Regions from separate parts of the Mus musculus genome. Here region 2 is linked to region 1. The links are chromatin loops, found by intact Hi-C in ENCODE. Cell type or tissue: heart. All regions are shown on one strand.

Region 1 (8,000 bases):
AATATTACTAACTTAAACAGTCATTACAAAGATTACACACTGCTTAATTATTATCAATCTGTTCTGCACTGAAGCAAAGTCTAGATAGAAAGCCAAGGTTATCAAGGTCTCCTGGATCCTGTGTGTGTCCTATAACTGGAAACCAGATTCTCCTAGTTCAATCAACAGCTCTTATGCTAGTAGTTGGGGCCAGTGCTGGGCACACCTCGCTCTACTTCTGAGCAGGCTCCAAACCTATGAGAAAAGCCAGCCTTCTAGCTCCAAGCTCTGAGATCTGAGCCAGAAGGAGCTCTGCAGTCCAGAAAATGATGAACTCATACAAATCCAAAGAGACATCTCAAAGCTGCAAAGAAACTACAAGCACTGGCTGCTGGAGTTTAACAAGAAAACTAAAGCCGGGCGTGGTGGCGCACGCCTTTAATCCCAGCACTCGGGAGGCAGAGGCAGGCAGATTTCTGAGTTCGAGGCCAGCCTGGTCTACAAAGTGAGTTCCAGGACAGCAAAGGCTACAAAGAGAAACCCTGTCTCTAAAAACAAAGCAAAAAACAAACAAACAAACAAACAAAAAAGAAACAAAGAAAGAAAGAAAACCAAAGACAGAGAAATAAAACAACTGGTTTGAAATAATAATAATTTAAAAACTGTGTCCAGTTCTAGACTTACACTTTCTGTCCACATTCATAACAACATCTCTGATGAAACCTAGTTCTTCCATTTCTGGCAGGGCCAGTCTCTCCCTAAGCCTTGCCTCTTTCCTTTAAAATCTTACTTTATTTCAGTTATAGCAATACAACTTACATTTGCATTAACACTTTATATAATAATTTAAGGTAGATTTATTTCTCAATATGTTTTATCTATGGGAGGAGGATGTTGGATTCTCTAGAACTAGAGTTAGAATAGTTGGACGTTGCCACATAGATACTGGGACCTGAACCTGGGTCCTCTACAAAAACAACAAGTGGTTCTAACCACTGAACCATTTCTCTAGCATCAAGATTTTGTATATTTTTAAAAGAAGTAAAATTTTAAGGTATTTAAGTTTAAAGACTGCAGGATTTTTAAAGGTAATACTATGTCTATATTGTGAATTTTAAAATTTTTTTTAAACTTACCTTTTCCTTTTTCACTTTCCATCCTGCTCATTGCCCCTCTCCTGGCCACGCCCTTAAGGTAGCTTTAAATGGAAGGGAAAATAAAGGCTATAAATCCCTCTTCCCAAAACACTTATTTTAAAAAATCATTTTTCTAAGTGGGTCAGTAGAGCAGATATATCCAGTGACTACACACGTATCCTTCCTACTCCACTAATGATCTGTGGAATTAAAAAGAAAGCCCCAACTCCCACACCCACTGCCCCAAAGGATTAACTCATGCTGGACTGTGTTAGAATGCAAAATGATTCTTGCTACTTCTATACATAAAAATGGTTACATTCACACATCCAGCAGAAAAGAAAAGAACAGCAGTCCTGAGACCAGCTGAAAATAGAAACAAATTAGTTTTCTACCCTCTTTCATGACTCCCGTTCTTCTGCCTGTATTCTCTCTTTCCTCGTTTACCCATTACCCTCTCTTGGTTTTTAGACTTTAGACCTAAACTCCCTTGGACGCATAATCTCCCTCAGACACAGATCCTGGCCTATAATGTATACACGCATATATATAATCAGGTATAACTCTGGGAAAAAGTTGAAAATTTCAGAAAAACAATTGAGCCCTTGCCTCTTAAAGAAGTGCTTCTGACAGAAGAAGAGAGGGGCCTGGGTGGGAGATGGGGCGGGGGAGGGGGGGATAGGAAAGAAGTTCAGAAGGCCAGGAGAATGAATGGGATATGCAACCTCGAGGAATGGGTTGTGGGGGGACCCTCTAGAAAGTACCAGAAACCCGGGAGCTGAGAGACTCTCAGGACTCAATGGAGGTGACCTTAACCAAAATGACCAACAGTGGGGAGAGGGCCTCAAGTGGGGGGATGGGGTTACCAACCCACAGTCAAAATTTCTGACCCAGAATTGTCCCTGTCTAAAAGAACTGCAGGGAGGAAACTCGAGAAGGGACTGCAGGAAAGGCGGTTCAATGACTGGCCCAACCTGGGATCCATCTCATGGGGGGCACCAAAGCCTGCCACTGTTACTGATCCTATGATGAGCTTACAGACAGGAGCCTGGATGGCTGTCCTCTGAGAGGCCCTACCAGCAGCTAAGACAGACACATATCCTTATACCCAACACTGGACTGAAGTGGGTAACCCCTATTAGGGGAAGGATTATAGAAGCTGAAGGGGAGGGCCACCCCATAGGAAGACCAGTAGTCTCAACTAACCTGGACCCCAGGGTACACACAGACACTGAACCACCAGGTAGCACACAGGGGTTGGCCTGAGGCCCCCGGGACATGTATAGCCAAGGACTGCCTGATCTGACTCAGTGGGAGAAGATGAGCCTAATCACTGAGAGACTTGAGGCCCCAGGGAAGAAGTGGGAAGCTTGGGAATGGAGCACCCCCTCGGAGGGGAGGCAAGGGGGGAGAGGAATGGGATGAGGAACTGTGGGAAGGGGGACGGGGGATGGGGAATGGGGGGGGGGGGGCAAGAGCTGGAACGTAAATAGATAAAAAAAAAATTTAAGTTCTTTTTTAAAAAAGAAGCGCTCTGAAACCATAAAAATCAACCACATAACACTGCCAATGTTCAAACACTTTCTAGCTCTAAAGGCAGCGTTTAGTTAAATGCGTAGAATTTAAATAGAGCCTAGTTGATGAGTTGTATTTTTCCATTACAAAAATTTGAGTAATGGTATTTAATCTAAACACTAATTTCAATACATTTATGTCCTTATTCCTCATGCTTTATTGCCCACAGGATCTTATTATCTGCTCAGCTCTTAAGGTATGCAGGCCATTCCTTATTCAGCAGAAGGCAACAAAGGCAGGGTTTGCAAGCTGTGTATCTGTATATGAGGTCTGATTCCAAAATTAAAAATGTATCATCCAAAGTTTTTCACTCCAAGTATCTGTATCAATTCCTTTGGTAAGAAATGCTTTAAACATAGATGAGCTACATCACTGAAAGAAGAATGTACTAAATAAAATGTGGGTGCTAGGCTTTTGTGGAGGAACGGAGGCCACATGCCACTCACTTACTGACTATGCAGGAAATGTTGGTGCTTCAAAACATCTATGTGCATGATCTTCACCAGCTGCCAACGAATTCTACAGGACTGACATCACCTTAATGATACAGGTGGAAATAAGACACGAAGAGAGCACAACTGACTTGAAGAATTTATTAAGGTCAGCTCCATGAGGCTTCAGAGCCCCAGGGAGAACCATCAGGTTTAAAGAAGAATGATTTCAACCTGAGAAAGGTTGGGAAGGCCTAGCAAGATCTTGTGACCACTTAGATAGATGATAGATAGATAGATAGATAGATAGATAGATAGATAGATAGATAGATGATAGAGAGATAGGTAGATAGATAGATAGATAGATAGATAGATGATAGATAGATGATTGATTGATAGATAGATAGAAGATGATAGATAGATAGATAGATAGATAGATAGATAGATAGATAGATAGATAGATAGATGATAGATAGATAGATGATAGATAAATAGATAGATGATAGATAGATAGATAGATAGATAGATAGATAGATAGATAGATAGATAGATAGATAATCCAGGCATACCTGTAATTACAGATGCATATGTATTAATCTAAGCACCCAGGAAACTGAGCCAGGAGGACTACAAATTTGAAGCTAGCCCGGGCAAGTACTGGACCAAGGCTGAGCTACATAGAGAGACTCTATTCGGAGACAGAAAAGAGGAAATAAAAAGGGAGGAAAGAAGAAAATGGGAAGAAGAGACGGGGCATAAAGTCTCATTAAAGGAAGCTGAGATTCAGAACTAGGTCTTTCTGCAGCTTCTTCAGGCGATCTGACGCATGTCAGTGTATGGGTGTGTACGTGTGTTCACCTTACTCTCCACTTGCATAAGAACTGAGGCAAATAGCTAAAGCGAAGGTTACATAAAGCATTGGGGAGAAGACCGTGGAAGAGGAGCATGGAGAACTTCGCCCTTGAGATGGCCTGCTTGGGAAGCACACAGTGAGTGGTCCTCAAAGTTCAGGGGGCAGAGTTCATGTGGACTCTGCCACATGACTTGCAGTCCCCTCAAAGCAGGACTCAAAGCAGGTCTCAAGGCAGGACTCCAGGCTGTACATTTGTAGTAAGTCCCCGGCTGCTACACAGCTGTTGCCTAGACGCTGCACTTAGGGACCAGAGCTACAAGTAAAGGGCTTCTTACCCCAGGCTGTGTATGAGAATCAACTAGGCCAAGTTTCTAAGATATTCATGCCAGCGCCCCAGCCTGACAGGGAGAGCCAGGATCAGTCCTGGACAGGCAGACTTTACCACATTTCTGAGTGTTCTTTCTCAGAGTATGAACGTAGCACCTTGAATATTCATTCTATTGTCCTTTAACTGCATTCTGTGAGCTGTCAAGATGGCTCAGTAAATAAAGGTTCTTACTGCAAGTTCCATCCATAGGACTCATATGTGGTGGAAAGGGAGAACTGACCTATGACCTTCACCAGCTACTATGGCACAGGCACAAACACACATATATACATACATACATAAGCAAATAATATGATCACTTTTATTTTAAAATCTTACACTTAGATTTCTCTATCAAGGTCAAAATAGATAAATAAAATGAATTTCCATAATTTACAAGTAAAACAATGTGGCGGGATTTTTTTTCTTTCAACAATGCTGCCCTCTAGTGTCCACAAGTTAGTACTATGTAAAAACCATGTAAAAATCCCACCTAAGTCACCAATAAGGTGATTTCCTGTTTGTTAGCTAAATTCAGGTGACTTTCTTTTAAAATAACCTCCTCCACAGACAAGAACTCCAGGTACCTCCCCCCCCTTTCTCCCTGCCCTTTCTTCAGAGCGACATACAACAGAGAGAGGGTGTGGCCAGCAAGTAAAGCCATGTGCCTCTGACTCACCTCTCACACCCACATCCTTTACACTGTGTTGTAGTCCATCGAGAAGATAGCATCAAACAAGTCTACCACTGAGTTCCACAAACCCAGCTGGACCCTGTCCTTGGTGGGGGTCCCCAGCCCCAAGCACCTGCCTCCTCCCTCTGAGCCCAGTGTTCTCTCTCCTCCCTTCCCAGTCTCACAGTGGGTCTCATCTGGGATACCCTCCTGCTAGGTCATCCTCAATGGTACCCAGACAGTCTCTCACCTCTCCATCTATAAAAAGAACTCTCCTGGCATTCCTTGGATTATTATTTTCTGTGCTTCTTTCCTTTGAAAACCTGCTGAAAGAATTTGTGCAAGTTGTCTCCAAACCTGCCTGCCCTCCATTCTTCCCTCACGACACCTTGGCCTTGGTCTTTCAGTGACACTAAAATGGCTCTCGTCATGCTCTGCAGGATGTGTGTGTGTGTGTGTGTGTGTGTGTGTGTGTGTGTGTGTGTGTGGCAGACACTTCTGCAGCCTCTGACGTGATTGTTCCTTGTGTTCCATCCTGTGGGCCTCCTTCTTGAAGTACCCTCTGTTCTTGGCTCTAAATTGTCCCTCCCCTCTGGCTCCTGGTCAGTCAGCTGACTGACCGCACAGGGTCCTCTCTCTGACTGCATGCTGGCAATGAAAACCCTTCTCTTTTTCTCTTCAGACTTCCACTGCTCTCTCTGACTTAGCACAGGGAGTAAGCTGCACTTCTTCACACAGCAGGGTCCCACCGTGGCCATTCATTAACCCAGGGATTCACCCACACCAGCTCCACATACCCTCCAGTTCCTCACATCCAAAATAGGTTTTCTACCCCTGCCCTCCTCGCTGTGGACAGTCAGGGATCTGGGAGGAGACCTTGATTCCTTCCCGCCCACTCTGTACCACACTCAGTCTTAATTACCAAAACCCCCCTCCGGGTCACTCTTGCATCATGGCAGATTGCTCCCAGAGGCTTCCTCTTTCACTGATTCTTCACAACATAGACAGGGATGGCATTCTGAGACACAAACTCCGACGACAGGATGTCTCCCTCACCTAAAAATGGCAACAACCCCATCTACCTCTTAGCCCATACAGTTTGGTTTGTTGTCCTCTGGCAACTTTATCTCAATCCTGTCTTTTCTTGCTGGGCTTCTGCTACCTAACTTCATTTCAATCACTGGAATTCATGGTCCTGCTTTCGGGGCCTCCCCATGCTGTTCCATCATCCTAAGATGCTGTTCTCCCATGCTTTGTACGGTTAGCTTGTTTCAATGCTTCAACATAATACATGACGGGAAGTGACACAATCCTAGCCCTGACTCCATAGAGCTTCCATTTCATTTCCTATCTGGAACTGCTTATATTTTTCTATAACACTCTATATTTTATTTTATTTTATTTTATTTTATTTTATTTTTGGTTTTTCGATACAGGGCTTCTCTGTATAGCGCTGGCTGTCCTATATTTTAAAATCACTTCTTTATTTCTCCACCCTTGCCATCCAACCCTAAACTCCCCAAGTCTAGAAATTCTATACCAAATGTGTCCAACAAGTAAATGAATGAGTCTTGGAAGACTCACAATTTCCACCTTAACTGCTCTGGTTCAGGCTTCGATAACTTCACACAGCCTGGCCACAAGGCCTCTCTGTCTTCTTCACCCTGTCTGTAGAGAACAGATGGGGGAGTCTTCCAATTCAGCTTGCTCTCTGTGAACCCCTTCAGTTTGGCACACCTCGGCAAGTCCAGCTCCCAGAACAACAGGTACCTGCAGAACATGGTGACTGGATGAGCTCCCAGCTCTGGGAGAAACAGGATATGAACAGGAAGGGACTTGTTTGCAATGGTGCAGGTGGCTAATCTAAGGCGAAGATGCAAAAAATGGCCCCAGTATCCAGAGACCTTTATCATCCCCATTTGTACACTCTTTAAAGAAGAGGGGAAGGTTTCTTACAATTTTTATCGCGTTTATTTAACAAAGGATAAATAAACCTTACAGTTAGGTGCTATGATGAGATACAGGATCACAAGAAAAGGTGTTTAGCTAATAAACCAAATTATTTGTTAGAGGGTAGTGAATAAAAACATTCCCCATCTTCAAGACAAACCAACCAAGGAAACCTCTAAATAACACATGTAAGCCAAACAACGATTCTACGACCCTAACCTTGGCTCCCTCAATCCAAATCCTGCCCCGTATCAACTTAAATACGATTAAGACTACATCTACTCCAAGCCAGAAATAGCAGCATACAGTTGTAATCACAGCACTTGGGAGTCAGAGACTGGAGGATTGCTGTAAATTCAAATACAGCCTGTTCTACATAGGTGAATTCCAGTCCAGGCAAGGCTATACAATGACACTCTGACTCAAAAAACAAAAATGAAGAAGGGAAAGAGGTGAGAGGAGGCAGGGAAAAGAGAGAAAAGAGAAAAAAGAACAAATCTACCCCAATTCTATATTGAGCAAGAATTTCATTCTGAAGGACACTTCATCTGAGGGTACTACTGGGACACAAAGAAGTCCAAGACCTTGACCCTTGAAATATGTCCAGTGATCTGGCATCCTAGGAGTGCAGTTGACTTGTTTTGTGGAAGCTGTCTGAGGATTTTGCTAACTTAAACTTGAAACTCTTTATGCTTCCTATCTCATCTGGCTGGTGCCAAGAGGATTAGCTTCGCTCCACCCTCTGGGAAGAGGAAGTGTGATGTTAAACTGAAAAGAGGCAAATGTGTAAACAGGGTGGTCCCACCAGCAGGCCCTGGTGAGATCAGTTATACGGATGTCCTAGAACAACGTTCGTTCAGTTCAGTTCAGAGTGGCCAAGGACACAGTGTGTCAAAACGGGCTTTGGGCCCCCGTGGCCTCAGCTGTTTGTTCTGCACTTTGTATGTTTATGTTGCTGCTAGACACAGTTATTGAGTCATCTCTATTAAATGGCTATTGAGGGAAAGGAACAGCTCTGCAAATCCACCATGCGGGA
Region 2 (8,000 bases), 510 kb after region 1:
CCCTCCCCAACCCCCACTCCCTGGCTGCGGCTTCGAACTGCATGCCCAGAGACCATCAGTCTGTCCCCACTTGGACTCTAGGGACATTTATTTGGCAATGACTAGAGCAGGTCTCAGCTGCCACAGATGAGGGTGGCTACTGGAATTTTGAAGCTAGAGATAAGGACTGTTATAAACCTACCTTAGGCAGCACGGATTGCCATTGTCAAAGAGCTGAAGTTTAAGAAGCCTTGCCTAGAGCGTGTCTTAGCCTCTCACCAGCCCAGCTGTCGCTGACTAAACAGAAATAAGCAGAACAGAGCAAGAACAACCTGAAAACCTGCACGGAGTCCTCAGCCATCAACACTTAATGTAGTAGCCAGGAATGATAGCAGTACTTGTCTGTGATCCCAGCACTGGAAAATCAGAAGCAGGAAAACCAGGGGTCTGACACAATGCTGGACTTACATGCAAAGTTTGAGGCCAGCCTGAAGTCAATAACAATAGTAATAGTAATAATAATAATAATAATAATAATAATTCAGTCCTAGTGACTCCCTTTGACAAGTCTGAAGTCCACCGGGTATCTAGCCTCTCTGTGTCACTTCCAGTGACAAAAAGCATTAAGTGGAATCCCAGTCCCCTGAAAGTCGCCCATCTCAGATGGGCAGCCATGACTGGGCAGAGGTAGAAAGGTGATGTAGACACTAAATAAGAAGTAAAGGCTCAAGCCCTGTGCACGCCAGGAGCTGAGCATGATGAGGGACAATGGGGGGGTGGGGGGGAGTCAGGTTATCCCAGGGGACTAGGTGGCATTAAAGGAATATAAGAGAAAGGCTGGGCGAGCGTCCATACGCACCTCCATTATCCTCTTACTCTCACTAAAATATTCAACCCGTGCTTCCAGGCACAGGAAGATAAAGACAGCATATTCCCACTCTCTGAGTGCTAGCAGCCAAGCCAGGATGATGCAATTCAAACACAAAGAAGCAGAATACAAAAACACCTTTTGGAGAGAGAGGTACAGCAGGTGCCCGTCACAATGTTTAGAAAAAGAAGGAAAGCTCCCATGTGGTGGAACCACATGGAGATTGGACCTTAGTCAGCTGATGGCCCTGCTGGGACCGACCTGAGCTTGCCCAGGAGCCCAGGGCAGGGTCACAACAGGGGTCAGCCATCCTACTGACAAGAATTTCCATGGATGGGTAAGGAGCAGGCGTCAGGCAGGGAGTTCTGGCTCAAAGCATCCTTCCTGGCTGGTCTTTGGCTACTCAACAAAACTCTCTGAGCTGTGCTTTCTTGTTCATTTCTCTTTCCAAGCAACAAAAGTCTGATCAATCATCATTCAGAACTTCACACTGCAGGAAGGAAGCCTCGAGGACATCAATGACAAGACGATCAGTATCCATTCGGTTCCAGGAGAACCAGCAACCCTCCCTTACTCACAAGCTTCATCCAGCAACAGCAGCTACCTAGGTGAAAAGCCACTGGCTTTGAAGATGTGCTAGGAATTCCAGTGGCCGAGCTGCTTTCCAGGGCTGCTAACAAGCATTGGGACTGACTGCCCCGTGAGCTCTCTCCTCTGACAATGAAGCAACAGAAAGGTCAGCGGCCGGACACAGAAAGAGGAGAAGGGTCCTGAATAAACACAGACAGTTTAATCAACCATGAAGAAACCCAAGAGTTGACTGAAAGTGCTTTGTCAGGGCAGAAGGGAGGGCCTCTGCCCTCGGAGAAAGGCGAGGAAGGTTGGAGGTCACCTCACTGACCACAGAGGCTGCCTTGGTGCAAATGTTAGTGGGAAGACTCACAAAAACCAGAAGGGCTTAGAGAGAGAGAAAGGGAGGGGGGAGAGAGGGAGCAAGAGAGAGGGAGGGGAAGGGGAAGCCAGCATTTGGGCGTTTTCCAGAGGACTGGGCAAACAAATGTTCCCTGGAAAGAAGACAAAAATATCTTAGTTCAATAGGAAGGGAAGACACATCTACCGTGAGGACTGGAGAATCCGTTAGCCCCTCAGGTTTTCATCCTTCAGGCCTGTCATCTCTGATCCCGGATTCCTTGGGGTATTTGAAAAATTGCTTTATTTGAATTACATCAGTGTCTTTTACATTTAAAACCATCAAGGTCAAACTATGTTGATATGTGGAAGGGAATTTAGATGAAGGGGGGGGGGGGGTGAGTCCTCTCTCTGGCCCTGTAATTACTTTCTTTGTAAGCCTGAATACCCAATCAGATGAATGTCTTCTCCACGCATCTTGTCACCTTTAAACAAAGGAATCTGGAAGCCACAGCAACATCTGTGTCCAAATATAGCCAAGCCTGTTTATTTTATTTTAATTGAAAATCAAATGACTTTAGATGAACAAATCATTTAGAAACAGCACATTTTTAGGTAATTCTTAAGATCATTTTGCCAACCAAGAAAGCAGCTTGATGTCAGGCTGTCTTCATAGGATCTTCTGAGCTGTGATGCTATCAGCGTGAAATCAGGGAGAGCATTCAAAAAAAAAAAAAAATCAGGGATGGCTTGAAGTGATTTGCACAAGAATTCTCGTTCCACAGGAAACCCACGTTCTAGACACAGGCTGACCCTTCCCTTGTAAGTAAGCTCACTCACGTCATTTGCTTACTTTTTTCTCAGCACAATTAAAGATGCAATTCATTAAAAGTCACAAAACGTTGTTTTGACAGACATTTCTATTAATGCTAGCAAACACGGAGCCAGTTCTAAGCCAACGCCGCCCTCACCTCTGCAAGTGGGAGAGTGGCTTTCAGACCCTCAGAGTTCCCATGAGTGACTCACACCTGCAGTGATCTTCCAGTCTGGGGTCTGGCCTGACAAATGCTTATTCCTTTAGGCTCACTGTGGTTTCTTTTAGAGGCAAGCCTGTGTGCTCAACAGTTTATGAAAGGGTAATAGGAACAGGAAGATAGTCGTGTTGTTTTTTCCTCGACCCTTGAGGATTAAGAATAAAAATTAAGCCAATTAAGGGGCCCCGATTGCCCTGAATGTCTTAGGAGGAAATGACTTTTTAAGGCATGTGGGAGTTATTAAAAAAAATATATCCCTTGGAATATTTCCTTCTGTGTGTTGATACACAGAGGCCTGTGGAATGGGCTCTCAGAAGGAAACAGTGACTTGGATAGAAACCACGTTGCTGTTGTAAATAGAAAGAGGTCAAGAGAGAGGTCGTATGCAGTTTTCCAGTTATCTTCTCATTGTGAGAAGTCACTGAATTCAGATACATCATGAATACTCTGGATAATGAAGGATCCCCCCAAACCATGTGTGGTAAGAAAAACATCAGGGATCTTTCTTTTTTTTTCTTCCTTCCCCCCCTCCTCCCCTTTTATTCTATTTATTGACATTCACCTTGAACCGTACAGTTTGGTTGTCATACTTTTCGGTGTCTGATGTCACAGGCAAACCATGCAGTATCAATGAGACTGTGACAGGCCGGAAGAGAGAGGCTTAGCCTCGCCTTTTGCATAGCACAAACAGCCTAGTGTGTTGGTGTGAGGCTGATTGCCTTGTGAGGGACCGGCCTCCTGCCTGGGATGTTCTCCGTCCTCTGTCTGCCCCCTAGTGGAAAGGTGAGGAATATGTGGGAGTTCGCTGAGGGTGTCTGAACGGAATCTGAAGTAAGGCTTCTTGAGACCTTCCTTCTACAGCCCCGTTTTCAAGCATGGCCTCTTCTTCACTCGGAGGAGAAGAACGCCAGCTCATTGAGTATTCTGCAGCCTCCCTAGAATGAATACCTCCATTTTGGTGTGCTTTTTCTAAGGCCTTCAGTCTGCCTGTGACAACCCTAATCCCCACGTCACGACACTTTCGCATGTGCAATCAGCGCCAGACACTTTTCCCAGGACGTGAAAATTATTCTTAGAGTCCCACAAACTAAAGAGTCCCACAGCACAGTGCTGTGCTGTTGAGCATGCTGCCACCACAAAAGCCCTGCGTTTCCCAGAATGTGTCTCTGGGATTTGTCATTTATTCACGAGAAACCTGCTGGTTGCCAGACACTTGGTTCTGGAGACACACAAACACTTGGCCAAGGCTCCTTCCTAGGGAAGCCTGTGGCCCAGAGAAGGAACAGTCTATCCTTGATTGCCACAGGATTCGGTCTGTGTTCCTACATACCCACGCTGCGCTGCAGTAGCAAAACCCATGGGGGCAGAGCCAGGGGATTGGTTCCAAATTCTAGTCACAACAAAGCTAAGCCAGCGAGTGCTTTGTTCAAATGACTCAGGTAGATAAATGAGGCCAGCACAGGCCGTCCTGACACCACACACCTCTAGAATGCCCTGGCTGTGCTCGGAGCCTCTGATGTCACCCGGTATTTTCATCCCTCCCCAAGTCAGAGTGTTCTGTGTCAGCTATGCGGATGTTGCTAAGGGGCTGGCCAGTTTCGCGGTGCGCTCCCTTAGCCGACCTGCATGCTCTCCCTGCTCTGGTGGCAGTCGGCTCGTGCCAGCCCTCCGCACTGCTTCGCTCATTTCAAGCCTCACTTTGGTTTTTGTTTTCTTCTTGAATCCCATTTTCTGCATTGCTGATTCCCAGATATGAAAGACCTAGAAAGGACGGATGAGCATTTCAATGACCCCAAAGCACTCTGTGTCGGGTATACAGACTCATACTTAAGGGTAATGGTGTTATTATTGGTATCGGAAATGCTGGAAGAAGAAAAACAAGATTGATATTCGAGGCTTCTGGCTCATGACAAGAATTAATGCAGAGAGGGTGGAGTCAGTGCTAGCTTGATAGTGAGACATCCAATGCAGGAGGATGCCTGCACAGAGCCCGGACAAGATGGCCTGTTTCCTGGGCCTGAGGTGTTGTGTTCCTCTCTCACTGATGCCCAAATTGGGTGAATGGTCATCTTCGCTAGTCCTCTCAGGCCTCCTTGAGAAACGGAATTGGGAATGGAGGCCAATTAGCCACCACCATACTTTTAGATGTAAGATATTTTAACAGATAAGAAAAGAGTATTTGCCATTACAAAACTTCTGAGAGAGATGGCAATCTAGGAGAAGTGGGACATAAAGGGAGGGGGGAGGCCAGCTGATTATTGTCCCATCAGAGGCCACCTGAAAAATCTTCCACACTTGGAGGAAATTAAATCCCCCTCTGCTGGGTGCCATGCCATACCAACAGGGGCAGGAACAGCAATGGCAGTCACCCAGGGCTCTGCAGATGGCAGTAATGTGAAAGCCGGGTGCCCTGAGAAAGGGGTCCCGGATAGCATGCTCCCACTCAGTCCTTTCTACCCTTCAGGGAGTACTGCAGTCTCCATGTGTGGAGGCCTGGTGAGCTTGGTCAGGAGGTGGAGGTCAAAAGCAGAGATGATGACTCTGGAGTTGGCCTGGAAGCCTTGGTTTGCCCTAAGGCTCTTGTGGCCTCAGCTAATGGGAGTTTTTTTCCTAACTGTAAATGTGGTTCCTTCTTCACATCTTGAACTTAACCTCTGCTTACAGACCTCCCACTGCTGCTTTAGTGCGGTGTTCTTCTAGTTACCCCATGTCTTAGTTACTTTCCCATTGCCCGGGTAAAATGCCATGACTGAGGCCACTTATTAATGAAAGCATTTTTATTTGAGGCTTACAGTTACAGCGGGTTAGAGTCCATGAGTGTCAAGGTAGGGAGCATGGCAGGCAGGCAGGCAAGCAGTCAGGCAGGCAGGCAGGCAGGCAGGCAGGCAGGCAGGCAGGCAGGCAGGCAGGCAAGCAGTCAGGCAGTCAGGCAGTCAGGCAGGCAGGCGGGCAGGCAGGCAGGCAGGCAGGCAGGCAAGCAGTCAGGCAGTCAGGCAGTCAGGCAGGCAGGCGGGCAGGCAGTCAGGCAGTCAGGCAGTCAGGCAGTCAGGCAGTCAGGCAGTCAGGCAGGCAGGCAGCAGGCAGCAGGCAGGCAGGCAGGCAAGCAGTCAGGCAGACAGGCAGGCAGGCAGGCAGGCAGGCAGGCAGGCAGGCAGGCAGGCTGTGGAGCAGGAGCTGAGAGCTCACATTCTGATCCATAGGTAGGTAGCAGGCAGAAAAAGAGATAGGCTTAGGATGGCCCTGGGTTTTTTTGAAACCTCAAAGCTGTCCCTAGTGACACACCTCTTCTGTCAAGGGTGCATCTCCCAATTCTTCCCCAAACAAGTCTACCAACTGGGCACGATATATTCAAAGATATGAGTCCATGAGGCCGTTCCCATTGAAACTACCACAGCCTTCCAGGTCCCAGTTATACTTTCAATTGGTATGATAGAAGAGGAAGAGAAGAGGAAGAGAAAGAGAAGAGGAAGAGAAGAGGAGGAAGAGGAAGAGAAGAGGAGGAAGAGGAAGAGGAGGAGGAAGAAGAGGAAGGAGAGGAGGAGGAGCATGAAGAGGAGCATGAGGAGGAGGAAGAAGAAGAGGAGAAGGAGGAGAAGAAGGCAGTGACAATAAAATAAGTAACTCCAGGAAAAAAAGATTTAGTTGATTTCACTTCCAAATCACCACACATCCTTCACAAGGGAAGTCAGGACAGGAAATCAAGGCAGGAACGTGGAGGCAGGAACGTGGAGGCAGGAAAGTGGAGGCAGGAGTGGAGCAGAAGCTTTGCAGAAGTGCTGCTAACTGGCTTGCTCTCCCTGGCTTTCTTAGCTTTCTTATAAACCCCAGGACCACCTGCTTAGAGATGGTACTGCCACGGTGAGCTGGCCCTCCCACATCAATCATCAGTCAAGAAAATGCCCTACCGACTTGCCTACAGATGAAGGCATTTCCTAAACTGATGTTTCTCTTCCCAAAAATCTAACCAGGACAATTCCATTAAACTTTCACTGACTCTGCATTTTTACTGCTCCTCTATGTGTCATCAACATCACATGAAATTCATTACTTCAGCATCTATCGATGAAGTGCCCGCTTTTTACCAGGCCATACTATGTACAGAACACAGAGTCATCAAAGACCCCCATGGCTCTTGCCTTCCTCGGACTTACAAAATAGAAAAAACAATCTTGGTCAAATAGGCACACAAATTAACATAACATCCCAACGTGTGAATGAATGTGTGTGTGGTGTGTGGAGGAGGGTGGACTGATTTAATAGGGGAAGCCGGGAAAGTCTTTGAGGAGTGAGTAAGATGAAATCTGGAAAAGCAATAGGATTAACGAGGTCCCGAAAACCATGTTTATCCTCTGGAGTGGCAGGACCTGTGTCCTCAAGGCCATGAAAGACAAAAGTGTAACCAGAGGTAGACAGCAAAGACGGTACTGGGATGTACCAGGCTGTACACAGGACACGGTGAGACAGGCAGTAAGATGCAATGTGTGTTTCAGAAAGACTGCCCTGCCTGCTCTGTGGAGAAAGGCCAGGGAAGGGTCATGGGCAAGTGTAGTTAAGCTGTTTTGGAAACTGTTTGTTACAGGCAGGTGTGCACTAGGAAAAGAAGCAATGTTGGGTGATAGAACAGGCAGATCGCCAATGTGGTTCACGCCTGTATGTTCTGCCAATAGCCTTCCAGTGAGCCCCTGCCTTCCGGCCCTAGCTTTCCTCACTTGCGGTTTGTGCCTAAAGACGTCCATTGAGCTTGTTCCTATGGACGCCGTCATATTTTCTTTCAAGCTTTCTCTAAAAATGAGTGTTTGTGATGCCTGAGCTATTTCAACTCCAAGGTTACAGTCTGAAATGATGTCAAGTCCGATTATAGAAGTGCCGACCTTCAAACGCTAACTGAGGGGCAGCATCAGATTCTGAGGGCTTTGCAGCCCTTCAGGCTACCTCTGTAGGTCAGTGTTTAAAATGATGAATTGCCCAGGTAACCAATGGAGGCTTCTCCCAGATGCTTCAAGCACAGTGCGTGAGTGTGGAACTAGATACCAGATCCTAGCATCCTCATTCTGGAGAATAACCATCGCTCTATTCCAGTAACGGTGTCCTAACATGGTGCTATACTAGACAGCAGGGCGCACGAGCTGATGGAGTCGTCTGCCTTCCAGGAACTGTCAAAACGGATGCTTGTCGATGTGGTTCCTCATGTGCTAATGTGGGTACTAAGT

The links. Peaks named below come from ENCODE experiments on the same cell type or tissue, not always from the same donor. Only the 100,000 strongest peaks of a DNase experiment are listed, where the experiment ranks them.
Region 2: a loop joins it to region 1, with 2.2 times the contacts of the local background. A loop is called at or near these places in 2 of 42 quality-filtered maps.

The regions. Positions count from the first base shown.
Region 1 is chr3:65,347,891-65,355,890 of GRCm38, forward strand. All of the region lies in intron 8 of Kcnab1 (potassium voltage-gated channel, shaker-related subfamily, beta member 1), which reads left to right. A730090N16Rik (RIKEN cDNA A730090N16 gene) reads right to left here and starts at 1,539. Exons shown (of 4, transcript NR_040390.1): 1 at 1,511-1,539; 2 at 1,116-1,177. In heart, a CTCF peak has its summit at 4,788 (motif pointing left); no DNase peak of the experiment used is centred here; H3K27ac peaks cover 469 bases.
Region 2 is chr3:65,859,942-65,867,941 of GRCm38, forward strand. No RefSeq gene overlaps it. Among named protein-coding and RNA genes, the nearest start is that of Gm35039, 64 kb to the right of the region's middle. In heart, a CTCF peak has its summit at 3,574 (motif pointing left); DNase peaks (open chromatin) are centred at 3,530 and 4,230; H3K4me3 peaks cover 782 bases; H3K27ac peaks cover 3,681 bases.